Regions from separate parts of the Homo sapiens genome. Here regions 2 and 3 are each linked to region 1. The links are chromatin contacts, found by Hi-C or POLR2A ChIA-PET in ENCODE. All regions are on one chromosome and are shown on one strand. Each heading gives the region's core, a stretch centred on a gene start or an enhancer-like site at or near the end of the contact. The rest is flanking DNA. Distances are from core to core; before and after follow the strand shown.

The links. A loop is a pair of places that touch in the nucleus more often than their neighbours do. ChIA-PET counts read pairs that join two places held with the same protein, here RNA polymerase II (POLR2A). Pooled maps may share reads with other maps.
Region 2: a map of endothelial cell of umbilical vein shows a loop between it and region 1 (3-fold over the local background). The contact joins two enhancer-like sites. A Hi-C loop is called at or near these places in 8 of 168 maps with a recorded cell type or tissue (Caco-2, Calu3, PC-3 and 5 more) and 6 of 50 pooled maps. POLR2A ChIA-PET finds 5 or more read pairs at or near these places in 9 of 52 experiments (AG04449, MCF 10A, OCI-LY7 and 5 more).
Region 3: a map of endothelial cell of umbilical vein shows a loop between it and region 1 (3-fold over the local background). The contact joins two enhancer-like sites. A Hi-C loop is called at or near these places in 3 of 168 maps with a recorded cell type or tissue (aorta, astrocyte of the spinal cord and endothelial cell of umbilical vein) and 1 of 50 pooled maps. POLR2A ChIA-PET finds 5 or more read pairs at or near these places in 9 of 52 experiments (A549, AG04449, AG04450 and 6 more).

The regions. Positions count from the first base shown.
Region 1 is chr3:150,299,048-150,303,361 of GRCh38, forward strand. All of the region lies in intron 1 of LINC01214 (long intergenic non-protein coding RNA 1214), which reads right to left. Among named protein-coding and RNA genes, the nearest start is that of LINC01214, 23 kb to the right of the region's middle. Within about 2 kb of position 2,089, at least 3 of the 41 ENCODE cell types and tissues checked have a DNase peak (open chromatin) inside an H3K27ac peak, as active enhancers do; they include PC-3, Panc1 and endothelial cell of umbilical vein, where a contact is called at or near this core.
Region 2 is chr3:150,345,581-150,350,107 of GRCh38, forward strand. It overlaps LOC107986141 (a long non-coding RNA gene), which reads left to right. Exons shown (of 3, transcript XR_001740958.1): 2 at 1,798-2,839. Among named protein-coding and RNA genes, the nearest start is that of LINC01214, 24 kb to the left of the region's middle. Within about 2 kb of position 3,056, at least 12 of the 41 ENCODE cell types and tissues checked have a DNase peak (open chromatin) inside an H3K27ac peak, as active enhancers do; they include PC-3 and Panc1, where a contact is called at or near this core.
Region 3 is chr3:150,251,832-150,256,715 of GRCh38, forward strand. No RefSeq gene overlaps it. Among named protein-coding and RNA genes, the nearest start is that of LINC01213, 16 kb to the left of the region's middle. Within about 2 kb of position 1,985, at least 5 of the 41 ENCODE cell types and tissues checked have a DNase peak (open chromatin) inside an H3K27ac peak, as active enhancers do; they include endothelial cell of umbilical vein, where a contact is called at or near this core.

The DNA.
Region 1 (4,314 bases), core at 839-3,338:
AACTAGCCAAATATGATATAATTATATTGACCACTATAGGAGCAATCACATAAGAAGAGAAACACTAAAACAGAAAAGAAACTGATTCAGAATTGTAAATAGGGTGCAAACTGGGGTTTTGTTGATTGATACTGGTTTCAACAGATGAGTTTCTAAAACAAGGCAGCAAATGGATAAAAGGATCAGGACACCAGTGAAAGCTCTAAACAACTGCAAATAAATTAGATTCCTGAGTAATAAATCTTGAATCTTGCTGTTTGATCACCCTTATCAGGCAGAAGCCTGAGAAAATAGAGGAGCTCTCCATCCTGCCCAGAAGGTCAAGGACACACTTGGCATCATCAGCTCCACATTCCTAAGGGGAGGACCCTCCACCGAGAATGCAAAGAATGGCTTCTTGGTCTGGATAAAACCACTGCTTCTGGGGCTGTATTTCCGCTGGCCCATGGCAAGGCAGCATGCAGCAGCTTAAGAATAACACACTTTGATGCTATTCAGCCATTTAACAGAATCTTTGCTGACATGGGAAAACAGCCCCCAATATGTTGTTAAGAGAAAAACAGGCTCAAAGCTGTAAATATAATGTGATACAATTTTTGTCAAGCAACATAAGATACATGAAAAAAACATTATAAGGCTTTGCCAAACATAATGGAAGCCACCCACGTGCGACAGGATTTGGGGTAACTTATTTTCCTGTTTCTTTTGAGTTTTTATTTGTTTTCCAAATTTTCTGCTATATGTGTTATTGCTAAAGTACGTAACAGTTATTTTAAGACATAACTGAAGTAGAAGGAAGGCAACAATAAAGTGATACTGAGAGTAAATAAAACATAATATATTTGTCAGTGCTTAGTAAACAAATCAGTGCCCTACCTCAGCACATAACATTTCAAAGTAACCACAACATGCTATGTTAAATATTTAATTTAAATTTTTATGTGAGGCTGAATTAGGAGGTATTATAAATATTAGGTATTGCTATACTTCATTAGCTAATCAAAATTTATCAAGAAAAATGCACATGAAATTGCTGTTGCCAACATATAGACTCATTTAAAAGTCTTTAAAAGAAATACTGTCATGTTAGAGACCATGACATTATCATGTCTGAATTATGGGGTCTATTCGAAGAGGTTGTGGTGGAATCAGGTGGCAAGGTGGGGGAAGGAAATCCATTCAAATCAACCAATATACAGTAATCTCCTGTTATCTGTGGGGAATATGTTCCAAGACCCTCAGTGGATACCGGAAACTGCAGATATAAATTCTATATGTACCATGTTTTTCATATACATTAATACCTATTATGAAGTTTAATTGATAAATTAGCCACAGTAAGAAATCAACAGTAATGAATAATAATGTAGAACAATTATAACAATATGCCAGCATCTCTACTCTTGCACTTTGAGGTCATTATTAAGAAGCATAAGAGTTACTTGAACACAAGCACTGCAATACCATAACAGTCCATCTGATCACCAACATGGCTACTAAGTGACCCACAGGCAGGTAGCATATCCAGTGTGGATATGGATGCCCTAGACAAAGGGATGATTCATGTCCCATGCAGGGCTGAGTGGAACGGTGAGAGATTTCATCACCACAAAACAATGGGCAATTTAAAATTTATAAATTGTTTATTTCTGGAATTCTCCATTTGATTTTTTTTTGTCCTCAATTGACGACAGGTAACAAACCACAAATAAGGGGGAACTACTGTATGTATTATGCTTTTCGGGGGAAAAAGCCATTGAGGATGGAATTTCTGAGCTTCCCTTAGGTTGTGTTGGCATGACGAAACCGCCCTTCCACAAGGCAGTCGCTACCTCCTTGATTTCTTTATCTCCAGTGCCTAGTGTGTGCTGCAAGGTATTGCCCAGTAAATATCTGTGCCATGAAGAAGGCCAAAGTCTTGCTTACAAGGTGGTGAATGTGCTAAAAGTAATCCCAAGGTCCATATTGGAGAAATACTACTTTGAATTAGAGTCTTGCCAACACAAAGCACACTCGCTTACTATTAAACTGATACGATTATCAGTATGATAAGAAATGATTATCATTTCCTTACACTTACTCTATACTTGCTTACTCACTAACTAGTCATCAGTCACAGGCTGTAAAGTCGGAAGGAAAAACAAACTGCTGCTTCCTGCTGTAAATTCTCTAACTACACTTGTGAAGTCTTTTCGTTTTGTCTCCTTTTACTTTTAGAGAGCCCCCTTTTTATTTTAGTCCAATCAACTAAAATAAGACAGGCTTTTGGTTTAGCCTAGTATTCCCTGAATTTATGGGAAAGAGAATGGCTTTGTGTCTAACTAGATCTGTATGCCAACTTGGGAATATCAGTTCTCAGAAAGCATTATTTCAGTCTCTTCGTATTTGATTTTGTTTGAATCTCCTGTGCTGCCTCACCTATATGGTTACTTAACAAGGGCTGTTCTGAACGCCCAGTTTGGTTGCTGAAGGTGATTGATAAGTGATACACTTTTGTCCTTATGGAGTTTGTCCGTCAAACTGTTTCCACATACTCTGTAAATTGGGAACTTGGCTTGTAAGTTCCAATCCCCATGAATCCTCAAGAACAAGGAACTGACCCTGTTGTTCCTATATTAAAAGCGAATCCAGGAAAGAAGGAAGCCTTCGTGTGCACTTGTCCATTTACCTCATTCCGGATGGAGAAGCACATGCTGATCACTTGGGGTCCCTTCCAACTTTACCAAAATTTGCTGTTTATTCCTTTGTGCATTGTTTCAACAAATAGTTGTTAAGTGCTAACAATGTACAGAGCTATGCAGTAGGTTCTCCAGGGATATACGGTTGTAAAAGACATACCTCTAACCCTCAATAAATTTACATTACATGCCGATTTGCAATCTAGTTAGCTCAGGCAAATTCTCTTCCAAATAAATAATACACATAGGAACAATTCCACCCCAAGCCAGTGGCCTACCTATTTAAAAAATATTAGAAGCTGCCTAATTTCTGTGTGTTTTTTAAAAGATGTATCTGCAGAGTCACATACAGAAACATTCGAATTGTTAATTCCTAATTACGAGTTAAAGTTCCTGCTATTCTTCCTTAGGAGACTAGGTGTTGGGAACCTGAGGTCAGATTTTTAAAAAGGAAGCTTGACCCACATGGATGGTGTAACATGGCTTCACTACAGTAAATAGTAATTCATCAAAGTAACAGGTGAAATGATATAACACAGCTTCTAGGACATTCACAGACATAGGCTTTGTGTTTTTTATCCATACTCAGATTTTCCTTAACCAATTGAACATTCCAGTTCTTTCTTAGCTTCTTAATCCCTTAGCCTACTCTCCATGATATTTCTACTCTTCTGCTTAGTTCTCTGATATTTTTGGCAACACTGACTAATTTCCTTCAGAGACCATTGAAGGCTATTAAATGTCTGTGCCAGAAACTCCTCCAATGCACATGTCATCAAGGCATAGAGAGGTATATTTGCAGTGGACAGCCCCTCCACCCCCTCAAACAAAAGGAGAAAGTCCTCTAACAAACCAAAATATTGGTGGCTGATAATCTCAGCCCAATTTTTTCATCATCTGGGTTTTTTTTTTTTTCCTGTTCTCTTAATTAGATGGAGCCACACACTATGGCATGTTGTAAAAGAGTTTCTGAAGGGCAGAATTTGTGGCAGAGAGAGAGAGTTCCAAACTGGAAGACTCAAGAAATAAACAAAGATACCACAAATGAGAACAGATAAAATGTTCACATTCTAAATCTTTTTTTGAAAGAAAGAAACAATCCTCAGAAGTAAAAATAATTATCATTAGTGGCAAAAAGCAAAACATACACACACAACAGATAAAGGAGATTAGACACTAAAACTGGGAGCAAAAAGGCAGTGGAAATAAGTGCAAAAGTACACATAGAAAATGTTGTAGTAAAGAGAATGAAATAAGAAAGGCATCAGATTGAACCAAAAGAAAGGCAGTGAAAGGAGGATTATAAAAAACTAGAAACAGAAGTCAGAAACAAAAGGGAATTGAAAACTTCAAAATATAGGCACTTAGAAGATGAAAGGATAACTGGAAGAAATGTAAAGACGGGGAGTGGTTCAATGGGGTCTAAAATAATTCTTAATCTCACCTCCCCATCATATATAAAAAGAAAAAATAATATTTTGCATAGAATAATACTTGCAGTGGAAGTTTCAGAGTTACACCTGTTATATGTTTGCATACTCACTGAGCTACTTCTTTCCTTAATTGAAGTTTCACAGAAAAATTATTCCTCCTGAAGAAATCTTTGACAAGAGATTATGGCAGTATCTACCGTTTA
Region 2 (4,527 bases), core at 1,806-4,305, 48 kb after region 1:
TAAATCAGACCCACTAAAAATATAAGGACTATAGCTGATCTTTGTATTATTGTTGTTAGAAAGGTAATTATTCCAAATTGCAGAAAGAATGAAAATAGAAAAAAGAAAAATATGACAAGTAATTCTAGGCTATTCTTTTGATGTGTTTCCTTTTAGTCTTTTTAAAAAAAGATAAAATTTTGAATTTTTTTTTTCATTTAACTTATCACAGATATTTTGCCTTTATTTTGCCAGTCTGCTTCATGACTATGGCTTTTAGAGATCGCTTTTCAAAAGGACATGTTTTAGTGAACGCTATCAAGCTGGAAATTTTAAAAAGCAAGAAATCCAGATCATCACACATTTTTTCATTATTTTTTAGTCATCAAATTATTTTTCATGTGTATTTCAGAGGATTGCTCTTCCAAGAAATACTCTGTAATACACTGTATGCATTTGAGAGAAAACTCTGAACTTGTTTTTAAAGTTTGTATATTCAACCAGGTATCAATGACACTTTTTCATCTTTTTTTTTTTAATTACTAAAGAATCCAGTCACATCAAGCATCATGAGCTTCCAGAATCCTGAGTTCTATAGGAAACCAATTAGTTTGAACATCTTCCCCAAGGTATAAAAGTATTTCGCCAATCCCAATACAGGGTGAGAAGAGTTTATGAGAATTGAATGAAACAATGCAGATAGTCTCTCACCAACATCCCCCATAGCCTCACAATTCAAATGCAGCATTCCACTTGCTCGGCTTTAAAATTTAATAAAGAAAAGTAAAGCGATGGGTTGGAAGATTTTGGAAATTGAGCAAAGATGAAAGAGGCAGTATTGTACATTTGCGTTTCTTTTATATTTGATGTCCTTCCATGTTAGGGAGAAAAAGAAAATATGCAAGAGTACGAAGGACAATGTTTTTAATAAAACCTTGGCTGCTTTTCTGTAAGAATCGATGCAAGTAATTTTATCTCTTTAGGGGTGGTTTTCAAAGCAAGGGGAAGAAACAAATTGACAGGATCTCATAAGGTACTTGGGAAATGCACTCTTTTTGTGCTTTATTTAACTTAGCTAGGGAAAAAAACTACGTGAAAAGGCAAGATTTCACTCAGATCTAGTTCTGCTTCATATGACTTAGAAAGGAAAAAAAGGAAGAAAGGAAGAAAAAATCCCTCTCAAACCTTATGCCCTATATCATAGTGTTGTACAGATGACTTTTAAAAGGATAATAACATATTTCAGTATTTTTTAAACTGAAATTTGACTAACTGTACAAATTTGGGTTGTGGGTTCTTTAACGAAGGAAGATAATTATATTTATATTTTTCTGACATGATATAAAAACTTAAGTCAGCATAGAGCCCCTGCTGTCAAGCTAGGCTGCCATTTGAGCTCCTAAGGAAGAAAATCCTTGGGAAAGATTGTATTTTATAGTCCTGCCCTCAGCAATTCAGCTGTGCTTCATTCCAAGACACATTTTTGCCTTATGTGCCATAATAAAAGCAAACCTTCTTGCCCCTTAGAGGGGCACATTTAGAAGATCAAGAGGAGAATGTACTTGGGCCACAGTCTCTCCTAGGACGGCTGCAAGGCAAGCTGTAATAGAAACCAAAACAGGGCACATCTAACCGGTTCTGGGTTTTCTCCTGAAGGCAGGATGTAGACCAGGTTTTTTGCAAGGGTCACTGAAGTTTGCAAAACTTTTTCTGCTCCTGGCTGATTGAGCGAGCCAGAGCCAGCTCATAGCTTGGATTGGAAATCATGTGAAACTCATTTATGCCATTTTGTATTTTCTCTCTTTAACTCCCTATCAGACATTGAGCCGAGTTTGCATCCGAGTCTGGAGTTGGTTTACAAGCATACTGGAAATAAAACTCAATTGGGAGTGAGAATCCAGGTGAACCGAAGTAAACGTGAACTCTTTGTGAACCAAATACTACTGTACGCCTCTTCAAAGCCTACAGGCGCCTGAAAATCTCCCATAAATCCAAGCTGCATTGAAAGGATTTGCTCCAAGCCTTCTACCAGTAGCTTGCATCCACATGCATCAGATTCAGCTGTCTCCTAAATCTGCAAAGTGTTATCTGCCTCACCGTGCACAAACTACTGTCCCAAACTGTATTCAATCCAGATGGGAGGTTTTATCACTTCCTGACTTCCCTTCCATTGTAAGGATGAATATTTTGAAACCAGGCAACTAGGAAAACCATACCCCACTAAATGGGAGCATATACTATTTAGGGAAAACTTTCTAATTGTCCCCCAGAAAATGAAGAAATTATGCTCTTCTTGTACCCTGATTGTACAAAATGTTCAGCTCCCTGGGATATGCACCAGATCACATTCACAAGAGAACCTACCATGGGTGTGTCCAGCGTCACGCACAATTCTCAGTGAAACAGCTTAATCTCCACACTTTTCTGTCTCACAAGCAAATTAGGATGCAAGTGAGGTTGAAATTATCACAGGAATACATGTTATCCTATTTTAAAAAATAATTTTCAAATGCTGGCACTTCACTATTAATAACAACAATTTACTTGTGACAGCTGATAAGACACATTGATATTTCAATCCTGATTCACTCAGACCACCACCACTCCTATAAGTACCTCCAATCAGGGAACTTGTCAATCATAAAGTGGAAGTTGGTTTATGTTCTATTTCCTCCTCAGGGACAGGGCCCAAGTCTTGATCATCACTTTACATAAATCAGTGCCCAGGCTATTGCAGGGGTGCAATAACACTTATGTAAACCAAGGGAAAGGCACATAATATGCCTAGAATATCTCTAGAAGGATCCTCCAAGAAACTGCTAGCAGTGATTGTCCCTCAACAGAGAAACTAGGGGTTGAGGTGAGACACTTGATTTCACTGTTTTTTTTTGTTTGTTTGTTTGTTTGTTTACTAATTAAACTTTTTACCCAGTATTTTGTATTTTATTGGGTACATTAGAATATTTATTGAATGAATCAACACACAGATGAACGAACAAGCTATATCCAGGAACACAAGAGTTGACGCCCAAATATTTTTGTCTGTACCAACTTAACAGCAGTGGCTTTTTCCAACCCGAAGTTTCAAATCCTTCTGGTGACTCATGTCAAGTTGCGTGCGCCAAGTTAAGAGAGTGCTGACACTCTGACTCAGTGTGTACAGAAATTCTTGGCCAAGGAGGAGACAAAGAACTGTCACAAAGGCTAGACTTTATTGGTTCAGTTTTGATTCATTAATCAGAAGTGGAAATGCTCACAGTTTTTCTCCATATTAGATGTTGCTGTATCTTGTCTGTGAAGAGCAAGCGTGGTTACTTCTCAAGATAAAGCTCTATCCAAGATCCAGAAAAATGGCAATTCTTTAGAGAAAAAAAATCCATTTATCTCATGTCCCTAGTTTCATGTCTCCTTTCAGCTCCAGAGAGGTGGCTTACTGCAGTGAATTGAAGAGCACTGGCTTTGGGATCAGGCAGAACTGTCTAACTATCCTTTGTCTCAGAATTTGCAGTTGTATATAAACTGGGGACAAAGGTACCTACCTGACAAGGCTGCCATTAGGCTTAAATTAGCTAATATATTTAAAATCCCTGTAACATAGTGCTTAAAAAGTGGTAGCTATTATTCCTACCGTAAAATAGTTTTACAGCCCTTTTCATCCTTTAAATTGACTGAGAATCAACACCAGTCGTTGCTTTAAAACAAAGCTTTGAGGCTTTAAGTCTTACCTATAAGGTGCCACTACATTATAAGCTTAAGAACGTTTTGCCTCCTCCCATAATAAAAATATTCTGTGGTGTTTTTGACATGTTACTTCTTTTGCCTACAGTGTAAAGATTAGGAATAAGCTTGCTATTAATACTTCCAATATTCACTGTGTCATCTGTCTGACTGTCATAATCCTCAATCAATCACCTTTGTGCTAGCATCACTTTTTATCCAACCAGGTCAAGATCATGTAATTTGACGGCTGCTTAGGAATTTGTCAGCACTGTTATTTGAAGGGTGTTAGAAAGACACTGGCACTACAATCAGACTCTGTAGCAATATGCCATGCCAAAGGAATTTTTAATGAGGTGGATTTTTTTTTTTGAGTTGGGGGATCCCTTGTCCCCAACTCAAATTCATGCTTCAGTCTGGTTCCAAAAGAAACCAGACTTTTTGGAACCACAATCCCCAGATTCCTCAATGTTTGGCAAGTTTGCCAAGAGGTTCAAGCTGCCCTCTAGCTCATCTGGCTGCTGCTCTTGCCCAGGCTGTCTGATGACTTGCTGGGCCACCAGGGGCCCTGCCTTTCCCAGCATGGAAGTATGTGACTCTCCCCACACTCCCTGCGCCAACAATGCCAAGAATCAGAAACAAGGGCCGGGAGTGTTAGCAGGCCCCGCATGAGTGGCAGCTTAGAGGGCTTGCATTGTGCTTGGTGCACCAAGAGCAGATTGTTATTCTGCAGGCATGAATTAGAGCCTGGGCAGAAAGCACCATGGTCTTGCCCGGTGGTGTCTTGCTGCTGCTGGAGAAGTGAGAGGGCTGCGGTTGTACAGAATTTCT
Region 3 (4,884 bases), core at 735-3,234, 47 kb before region 1:
TTTCTTGTCTACAATCTTTTGCCTCTATTTTTTTTAAAGGAAGCTTTCAAATGGGGTTGGGGGTGGGGAACTTGGAAATCATTTTTTTAAACACAAGCTTTGTGATTTGTCTTATTGGAAGTTCTTAACAGAGGAAAGGGGCCTGTTTGTTTAGATTGCTATGCAACAGGAGGCATTGAGTAAATGGTTTCCCAGTTTTTATTATTTTAAACTTCACCCGGAGAAAATTGATCCAAGTTTAAGAAAGACAGGAGGAATGGAATATAGACTCTAATGTTTCCAAAATTCTAAATGGCACTGCAAATAATAGAACCCTAAAACAAACATTCACAAACAGAAAATTACCTTTGTATTTCTCACTTTCAAGGTAAAATCCGTAGAAAATATGTCTTCATCTATTCAAACAGAATTTTTTCCAGCTAATTTATACACTACATGCTAAATAATGACAGAAAGTTGAAAGTTTATCACTTTCTACCAAATATCAGCAAAAGGTTAAGTTGCTGTAGAATAATTACTTTTTATCTCCATTTTTCACCCACAACATGCAGAAAGCACAACTAGGCAGAAGCCATCATTGACCAAGAGGAAAGAGGGGCAGATGCCTCCTAAAATTCTTTCCCTATCTCAAACTCAGTCACCAGTTTTTACAAAAGCTTCACATTCCCCCATCGAGCTATTTTTCATTAGGCCAAGAGGTTTTGGGTTGATATTCATGTTGGTGCTGGCTCTATCAGGCTGGCAGGCTTAAGGCAGTTTCTGAATTTCCTGTTCAAGTTAGAGGGGAAAATGCACATGCGTCCAGTGCCCTGAACTTGGTGAAATCAGACATCTGGAAGCCAATGGTGGGGAAAGAGAGCAAAGGTTACAAGAAAAATAACACTCAGTAGCAACCAGCAAAACAAACTTTTGTCTGGAGCAACAAGAAGGCACAGCAAACACATCAGCCCATGTGGCACCAGCTCATCTTCTTAAAAACAGTGTCTTACTGCTTCTCCTAATGTCAGGAGTTCCAAAAACATAAAGAAGTAAATAAAAATAATTAAAATGCCTCTACCCAATAATTAAATGCCACTACCCTAACACTGTGATATATTTCCTTCTAGTTTTTTACACACACATATTCTATAGGTATATGTACATAAGTAAGATTGCAAAGAAATACGAAGGATATTTTAAAACTAAAAAACAGAATTATTTTATACTTGCAGTTTTATGTGTTGTATTTTAAGTCTACATTATTTTTACACATTTCCTTATATCATTACATATTGTCAGAATGGCTATTTTTTAAATTAGCTACGTAATAGTTCATCCTACAGATGTAGCATAATTTGACCAAGCTCTTGTTGTTGGCATTCACGCTGTTTCCAATTTTTTTACTGTTATGAATAATATTTTGAAGAATATCTTTGTAATTCTGCCTGCAGAATAAATTCCTAGAAGTGAAATTACTGGGTGAAAAGCACTCACTTAAAACATAAAGCCCAATCTGCCATCTAGAAAAGTTATGTCAAGCCTTGGTCTTGTGAGTAGTTTAGGAAAATATCTATTTTACTACACCCTATCGATCCTGAGAATTACCACCTTTAAAACTCTTGGCCTATTTGAGAGGTGGAAATGGTGTCTTAATATTTAAAATTTTTATTTTTCTTACTTAATAATAGTCTGAACATGTACTGACCATGCCAAATCAGTTTTTGTCATCTTTGAAAACATTGACTTCCTTTTGACTGGACTTTAAAGTGCCAGTTCCCGCAGAAAAGTCAACTTCCATGGACGTGTGAACACAGCCCTCTTAATATAAATATTACCAACTCCATATCAGTCTTAATTTTAATAATAACGCCAAACAATGGATTCTTTTCTGTCACGTTTTGCAATATAATCATGTCAGTTTTCAAAGGCTGGTACACCCTGGAATTACAAACACAGTCTGTGGCAAGAGATATTGGCAGCTCTCCAACCCAGAATGACAAGCAAGCATCCCTTCATTCTGAGCCCACAGGATGATGGTGCAGGGACAGGGGACCTAGTGACATGGGTATCCATTGGCAACCTGACACTCGTTGACCCCTCACATGTCAGAGTTCCTAACTTTCATGCCAAGGACCCCTCTGACAGGTGAGGTCTACAGATCCCTTCTTAGAATAATGCCTTTAACAGCTTAAAATAAATACATACATAGAATTATAAAATAATCCAATTATATTGAAATATGATTATCAAAACATTTATAAAAATCTGTGGTATAGTAATATAGGTGCTTATTAAGCACTATTTAACAAAATCTAGCAGCAGATCTAAAAACTACCATCACAGCAAAGTGATAAAAAAGGTAAAGATATTTCAAGATACCTGCAACAGCTAATACAATGTGAAAATGTTTATTTCTATTAGTGACAAAGTCCAAAGACTGCAAACACTGTTGTGGTTTGTTGCCTACATTCATAATGAAGGTAATGATGCATTTCAGTGAGAGTTCAGTAAAAGATGTAATTTTTTTTTCCTGTCCTGGAATGCCTGAGTTCTCTTCATGGACCCTAGGTTAATAACCCGTAGTCACATGAAGTGTTCTGAAAGTAGAAAGTTATGTAAATGCATTTATTTCCACCTCCTCCCACTACTAAGAAATGTTACATTTTCTCTGGGTCCTATTTTTTTTCTTTGCTCTAATTACTACCATTCTGGGAAGCTGTTGGAACAGTGCAGTAGGGTTGGCTACAGTGGAAGAGCTTAGTCAAAGTGTTGAAGTCACCATGTTAAAAATACCTTACTTGATGAAGTTGCAGACCTGTGCTCTCTGATCACGTGCCACACGTAGCACCATTATACCACGCTGTGATTTAACAACCCATGTCTGAGAGTCAGAAGCTCAGGGTTCTAGCTACAGCTTTGTCACTAAGCAGCTGTGTGACTGTGAAAAGGCCCCTTGACATTCCTGAGCCTTAGATTTTCATAACTAAAAAAAAAAAAAAAAATTGGAAAAGACCATCTCCCGTTTCAAGTTCTCACAATATTTGACTTTAAAACTTTGTAACTTCCATTGTATTTTGATGATGAGTGTATCCTTCCAGAAGAGTTCTTTAGCATCCAGAACAGACAGATAGGCTTACCTGTTGTCTAAAATAAAGTTTCAATCCCCTTTTTTGTCCCTGCCAGTCTCTCTTTTCCATTTTTCCCTCATCCTCTTTGTAAAACAAACGTGTTCTTTTCCTTAAAGCAACAGAACCTGAATTCTTCTGTTGGTTCTAAAGCAGAACTTAAAGTTTCTCTGGATCTTCTGTTTGTCACACGACTTCCCCAGTCACGTCTGAATGCCCAGGCCAGCCAGTGTCAATTTCAGTGTTGGTTCCAATGTTCCCAAATCTCCGCTCATAGAGCATTCTTCCTTCCTCTTTAGGTAAGCTTTCCTAGGTCTTAGGCAGGGATTTCTTAACTTTCTATGTGTTGCTTCACTGAACAAGGTAAAGTATTCTGTTCTCCTACTCACATAGAATTCACAGAGTAAATATTTCTCAGAGATTTTCCTTCCTAATCACGCAGCATTTTTAAACACTTGGCATTGTGCTCCGTTCAAGTTGTCGAGCCCAGATTCAGGGAGAGCCCAGAGCTTTTGGTGTCAGAGTGAACAGGAGTGCTGGGTGAATGAGGCGGCCTGGCAGGGACACCATAGGCCTGTTGGACCCTAAGAATACTGACAAGGCTGAAGAGAAAGACACAGAGGCAGCCTGCTCTTGGCAAGCCCAGGCAGGGTTCCCTTTGATGTGAAGTCTTGCTTGATATTGCTTTGTGTGTCTGCATTTGTCCTTGGCAGGCGGAAGGCAGTTCCTTTCCAACAATGAGGTGCCCTTGTGTATTGCTGCCATCCACCAAAACAGTGATGCATGCAAGCAGCTCCCAGGGTGATGAGGTAGGCAGAGTGAGGTTGAGGCTGGTGAAGGGGGTGGGGAGGACACTCAAGGAGAACCCAAGTGCCAAGGTGAAGATGTTAGCAAAGAAGCTGTGACAGGCCTGAAACTCTGCACCAGGGCTCTCAAAACATTTCACTGATTTCACCTTGAAGTAGGAACAATTTGAGAGGGATACAGAGTAATTAGGAGCAAAATGTTGAAAGTGATTTCTTTTGATTGAAATACAAAGAGGTTTAGAAATGCTGCCTGCAATTGCCTCAAGTTAGTCTGGGTCAAATACTAGCCTGTGAATGTTAATCATTACAGTTGGGTCTGTGGACATCATTAGTGCTGTTCTCTAAATATTTCCAGTTCCCCTTCCTCTCAAACACAAGGTAGATTGTATGTAATTCCTGGTCTCTTTGGTCAGAACCATGTGACTAGTTCTAGCCAATGAACAGAAGTGATGTGGGTCTCTTCCTGGCTGGAATATTGAATTATTGATGCAAGACGCTCCAGAACTCTTCCTCTCTGGAATGAGGGTCACTGGTATGGGGACTCTATTATGTCAAAGTCCTCCTGCCAACCCACATGGGAGAAGTAACATAAGCAAGAAATCAACATTTTTGGTTTAAAGCCACTGAGATTTGACTGTTGTTCATTATAGCAGCATAACCTAGATTATTGTTAACTGCTGCAGGCCCCAAAGACTCCTTTCCTTATCCAATTGCTCTCACAGAGATTAGATAGTGAAATGATCCTTGACTTCTTTGAGAAAGTACTCCTGCCTTATTTAAGCAAGGAGCTCTCACAGCCAGGGAATTTCTCCTAGGGAGTAGCACTGGAAGTCAACTGTCTGTGGTTGATTCTCAAAACCTCAAGCTTTGGGAAGCCCAAGATGTTGTAGATAAGAGCCATAATAGGTCCCAAGAAAGAAGCCAGAAGATGCTCGTTGAGTCTTGCTTAGCCTAAAAGAAGCCATGAGAGAAAT